Regions from separate parts of the Homo sapiens genome. Here region 2 is linked to region 1. The links are chromatin contacts, found by Hi-C or POLR2A ChIA-PET in ENCODE. All regions are on one chromosome and are shown on one strand. The core of a region is the stretch at or near the end of the contact, and the rest is flanking DNA. Distances in the headings are between cores, read along the strand shown.

Region 1 (2,827 bases), core at 238-2,737:
CAATAGGTAACTAATACAGACGGAATAGAAGAAGTTTAGTTATAACAATGTCTCAATTTCTTAAAAACTTCTTCTGAGGTATATTACCTAAGATTCACATATTGATCTGTTACCAAATCATGTTTTGTAATCTATCAGCTGACAGATCTTCCTTCAGTTTTGTTGACAGAAAAGATTTGAAAACTATCTGACTTGAAAAATAATTTAATATCCATTCACTAAGGTCATTTACTTTCTCAGCATAGATACCGATTTTTGAATTGTCCCTTTTGGATTGCTGGGGAGGTTCTGCATTGATCCCATGCACCTTAGTAGTGGGTGAGAATTTTGACTTTCTTCTGTAAGGTGGGAGGACAGTTTTGAAAGGGGATGCTGTGTCCTCAGCTCCTTTCTCAAGCTGGGCAAGTTTAGAAAATAGAATATATAGCAATGGAAGATGTGGAAATGAATTCCCTTAAAACTGGTCTCCATAAACCCCAGGGGTAAGAGAACACCAGTTTGGAGCTTTAGGGGCTTTCTGGTCAAAGAGGGAATGGCCCAGGCGGTGATGTGGAGGATAGAATGAAGCACTGAGTATGAGTGGCGAAGGCGTACGGTGGGTGTAGAGATTTTCTGGGCGACGTGACCTAAGAAATGACTTTAGAACTGGCTAATCATTGGTTTTGGAGGGACTAAAAGTAGTTCCTGGTTGGTGAAAATAAATCATTAATGCGTTTTAAATGAAAAAGAAATGCATGCGTCTTGTAAAAAATGTGAAATAAAAGAGGCATAAAGTCAAAAGCAGAGCCTATGCCTTCCCCCACCAAACAAACAGGTAACCTAGTTAACAGGTGTGTCGTAGGATTCGAAGTTCGCCTCCAGCTCCGAGAGTGCGCCTACATCTCTTCCAACAAAATCCACTCACACTTGCAACGCCTGGCAAGGCTCTTCAATATGTGATTCCTTGACTGTCCTGTGCGTCTCTCGAGTGTAAACACCTCTGGGGCTCGTGATTCGGGGCTGCCAGAAAGAGAAGGAAGGTGCCGCCAGCGTCTGTTTCTTCCCGAAGTGAACTCCTACAACCTAGCCACCTTCTCCCCAGAGCTGTCGACTGGCTGTTGAAGGCCAATTTTTGTGCCTACGCAGGTCCTCAACACAGAACAAAACAAAAAAACAACAAAGGCCGGGCTAATAGCTATTTATAAACACTTACTGGACGCCCACTCTACGCCGAGCTCTCCCGCGCTCCTTGGATACTTTTTTGCAACGAGATGCCAATTTCCCCGGCGACCACTCCCTCAAACAGGCCTTCGCCTCCGCCCGCGCTGAGGCCCAGGCCCAGGTCCAGATTCAGAGCCGCCCGCCGGCTGGCGCTGCCCTGTAGGCGCCTGCGCAGAGCGACCCTCCCCGTCACTCGGAGCGGGAGGCGGGGGCAGCCGGGAGAAAGGAAAGCTGCGGGGGAAAAGGGCCAAACCCTGAAATTACCCGGATGTGGTCCCCGCGCGCGCATGCTCAGTGGCTTCTCGACAAGTTGGCAGCAACAACACGGCCCTGGTCGTCGTCGCCGCTGCGGTAACGGAGCGGTTTGGGTGGCGGAGCCTGCGTTCGCGCCTTCCCGCTCTCCTCGGGAGGCCCTTCCTGCTCTCCCCTAGGCTCCGCGGCCGCCCAGGGGGTGGGAGCGGGTGAGGGGAGCCAGGCGCCCAGCGAGAGAGGCCCCCCGCCGCAGGGCGGCCCGGGAGCTCGAGGCGGTCCGGCCCGCGCGGGCAGCGGCGCGGCGCTGAGGAGGGGCGGCCTGGCCGGGACGCCTCGGGGCGGGGGCCGAGGAGCTCTCCGGGCCGCCGGGGAAAGCTACGGGCCCGGTGCGTCCGCGGACCAGCAGCGCGGGAGAGCGGACTCCCCTCGCCACCGCCCGAGCCCAGGTAACCGCGCCATGTCCCCTCCCCTTCCCCCGGCCGGGCCCGCGCACCCCGCCTGTGGCTTCCCCGCCCCGGGGCGGGCTCCCGACGACGGCGGCGGCGGCGGCGGCGGCTGGGAGCGCGCGGAATCCTCTGGGAGGGCGACCGCGGCGGCCTGACGAGCCGGGCCGGGCGGGCCGGCTGAATGCCGGGCGGCGGTGCCTCGCGTCCCTCGGGCCCCCAGCTCCGCTTGCAGCTCGTGGGAGAATCAAGTTAAACTCGGACGGGACTCCTGCCGCGGCCGCCGCTCCTCTTTGTTGTTCTCAGTAGTTTCACGGTCGCCCCGGCTGAGCGCGTTGGGTCGGCTGGAATGTGTTGCCTTAGGGTCTAAGTGAAAGTTGTAAATTGTTTGTCTAAATTTATTTTCTCCAGCCAATTTCTGTTTTGTCTTTGTCCCCTACTTTCTCTTCCTAGTCTTGTCATGCCAGTTTACGCTTCTGGCTTTGATATGTTTACTTTTTGAGTACTGAGAGTGACAGCGGTATGCAGGACACATTCTTAGCACCTAACTGAACCCCTCCTTGCCCCCAATAAAACATGCTTCCTAATAAAAGACACAGCTGATCTTACTGTTAGCACTGCATGTACTGACAGTGAAATTGGTGTAGGGTGGAGGGCGGTGGCTCCATCACTTGTCCCAAACTGCTGTTAGGATTTCTCAAACTAGATTTTCAAAGACACAAGTGTGTTTAGTTAACCTGAAAGGTTTATTTGCTGGTGCAGAGGCTTTAAAAAGCCCTGTTGAAGATTGATAGCTGTTTCCCTTCAAAAACCTAAGTACGTTTGTTTTTATTTAAAAAAACACATTTATTTCCCAATTAGTTTCTTAATGCATTTAGTTTTTGCACCGTAGTTTAAGGTGGAATTGCCAGTTATTTAGGAATAATAAACAC
Region 2 (2,827 bases), core at 1-2,500, 220 kb before region 1:
TCTTCATACTCTCATGGATGACTTCCAAATTCACAGGGTCATACAGTCCATACACCAGCAGGTCGAGGACAATTTTCTTATACTTTCTCACCTGTCACCAAGGTTTGAAAAGCAGTAATAGCACAGGAACTGCTCCCCATAGGTTGAAAAGCAACCCCACATCTAAGCTACTAATAACCTAGGACTTGAACTAACACACCAGGGCTTTTTTCAAGATCTGCACAACTCTCATTAAAATACAAATGCTTCCATTAACCCAACCCAAGAGCCCAACTCAGCCTAGGAAGGAAAACAGAAAGAGCAATCTGGAGTGTGGCATGTGGGTGGGTGAGGCTCAGTGGGGCTCTTCAAATAGGGCAGCAGACCTGGGTGATCTCAGGGCCTGGGGAGAACTAGGTACCTTTATAGTGGGGAGGAGACAAAATGGACACTGAAGTTGGCGGATGGTAAAGGAGGAGGTGGGAAAAACATCTTTTATGAAACAAACATTAAATTACTAGAAAAAAAAATCACTTAAATTCACCAGGAAGGGTAACAGCTGTGAGTTTATCCTTCCTGCAGCTCTGTCTCTCACAGCTGATATTGCTGAGGTGTCATGAGCCTAAGATGACCCTGAATGAGTGACACCCTGAATGAGTCTCCTCCCCTTGAGTGCAGAAGGAACCTGTGACTCGCTTCCAGCCTACGGACATGACTTTACATTGCATAAGACTCTATCTTTTTTTTTTTTTTTGAAATGGAGTCTCGCTCTGTCGCTCAGGCTGGAGTGCCTGGTGTGATCTCTGCTCAAGCCTCAGCCTCCCGAGTAGCTGAGATTGCAGGCACATGCCACCATGCCTGGGCAATTTTTTGTATTTTTACAAAAATATAAAAGAAATGGGGTTTCACCATGTTGGCCAGGCTAGTCTTGAACTCCTGACTTCAAGTGGTCCACCCGCCTTGGCCTCCCAAAGTGCTGGAACTGCAGGCGTGAACCACTACGGCCCAGCCCATAAGACTCTATCTTAGCAGACAGGAGGAGGCGACACCCTCCTGCTGGCCTGGAGGAAGTGAGCTGCCTGCTGTGACAGAGTGGCCTGTAGGCATCGAAAGTGGCCCCCGGCATACAGCAGGCAAAAAAACAGAAACCTCTGTCCCACAATGGGAAGTAACTGAATTCTGCCAACAACGATGTAAGCGAACCCTGAGCTTCAGGAAGGAATGCAGTCTGGCAGACGCTTGATTGCAGCCTCGTGAGATCCTAAGCAGATGACCCAGCTGAGCTGCACCTGGACTCCTGACCCGCGAAAACCCGAGATAATCAACACGTGTTGCTGTAAGCTGCTAAGTGTGCGGTGGTTTGTTCCGGGGTGATAGATAACTAATACAACAGACACCATACTCCAGCCCTGGGAGTCTCCACACCAAGGTGGTTGGAGAGGCTTGGGGAGCTGGCTGAGCCCCACTCTCCTTCCCTACCTTGTCAGGGGCTTCATAGGCCATGGTTCCCAAGTTTCTCATTGCCATGTGACGCTTTTTAGCACTGGGGTCCCGAGCTCTTTCTGCCAAGATGAAAAACACATTCTTCAGAGGCTCCCGCTTCTGGAACCTCAGTTTCCAAGAGACCTGGGTGATGGGTCAAAAATGTATTAATTTGGGAGTGTTCAGAGTCATACCAATCCCAACCCCAATCTCTCCCTCTAAAGAAAATCCCGTGATTGCCTGCTCAATTTTACCCCTTCTTTCTCCTACTAAAGACGGCTGGGTTTTGTTGGAAATGTACTCATTTGGTCTACATAACGAAGAAATTGATGGAGAAAGAGGGCAATAAAGATAGTGCAGGCTGGTGTTGAGGTAGGTTTAGGAGATTAAGGGGAGAGGCTCTAGAGCAGCTATGGGTGTGATAGAAGTTGAAAAAAAGAGGACTTGATCAGTGTTGATGTGATGTGGGAATAGGGATCTGTTTCACAGGGAAAGGTGTGCCGTTACTCCTCAAAGAGCTCCCTTTACCCCTTCTTCTCCAGCTCTTTCCCATTTTTCTGCTCTCCTTTGTAGCCAAATGCCTTGAAAGACATCTATACTTGTTTTCTCCCGTTTGTCTCCTCCCATTGCCTCTTGAACCCTCTGCAATCAGGCTAATGTCCCCTCACCCCTACCCTGCCAAATGACTAATTCCAAGGGTCAGTTCTCAGTAGTCATCTTACTCAACCTCTCAATAGCACTTGACACAATTAGCAAAGCATATCTGCAAACATCTAGTACACATCTACAAACATTTCAGCACTGATCTAGTACACATCTACAAACATTTCAGGATTAATCTAGTACACATCTACAAACATTTCAGGATTAATCTAGTACACATCTACAAACATTTCAGCACTGATCTAGTACACATCTACAAACATTTCAGCACTGATGTAGTACACATCTACAAACATTTCAGGGCACTTAAAGGATGTCCCAACTCCAGAATGCATGCATCTGAGCATGCAGTTAAGAACAGGAAGAGAAATGCATGAATAATGCAAATTGGGGAACACTGTGTGTCTGATGCAGACACCTGTACTTTAAGAACTAAACTCTATCATGCCTGTAATCCCAGCACTTTGGGAGGCCGAGGCAGGCGGATCGCCTGAGGTCAGGAGTTCGAGACTAGCCTGGCCAACATGGCGAAACCCTGAAACCCCGTCTCTATAAAAATACAAAAAATTAGCTGGGCATGGTGGCGAATGCCTGTGATCCCAGCTACTTGGGAGGCTGAGGCAGGGAGAATTGCTTGAATCTGGGAGGCGAAAGTTGCAGTGAGCTGAGATCACGCCATTGCACTCCAGCCTGGGCAACAGAG

What was found. Hi-C counts contacts between places; a loop is a spot of excess contacts on that map. ChIA-PET counts read pairs that join two places held with the same protein, here RNA polymerase II (POLR2A). Pooled maps may share reads with other maps.
Region 2: a loop to region 1 is called in a map of CD14-positive monocyte, with 3 times the contacts of the local background. The contact joins the enhancer-like site here to the promoter of SMAD4 in region 1. A Hi-C loop is called at or near these places in 15 of 168 maps with a recorded cell type or tissue (B cell, CD14-positive monocyte, GM12878 and 10 more) and 3 of 50 pooled maps. POLR2A ChIA-PET finds 5 or more read pairs at or near these places in 5 of 52 experiments (BJ, CD4-positive, alpha-beta T cell, HCT116 and 1 more).

Annotation. Positions count from the first base shown.
Region 1 is chr18:51,028,726-51,031,552 of GRCh38, forward strand. It overlaps SMAD4 (SMAD family member 4), which reads left to right and starts at 1,488. Exons shown (of 12, transcript NM_005359.6): 1 at 1,488-1,898. It overlaps LOC107985152 (a long non-coding RNA gene), which reads right to left and starts at 1,369. Exons shown (of 4, transcript XR_007066370.1): 1 at 1,193-1,369. RefSeq lists enhancers at 1,073-1,242, 1,099-1,717 and a silencer at 1,523-2,102.
Region 2 is chr18:50,805,246-50,808,072 of GRCh38, forward strand. It overlaps MRO (maestro), which reads right to left. Exons shown (of 8, transcript NM_031939.6): 4 at 1,459-1,605; 5 at 1-91. Among named protein-coding and RNA genes, the nearest start is that of MRO, 13 kb to the right of the region's middle. Within about 2 kb of position 1,251, at least 4 of the 41 ENCODE cell types and tissues checked have a DNase peak (open chromatin) inside an H3K27ac peak, as active enhancers do; they include CD14-positive monocyte, where a contact is called at or near this core.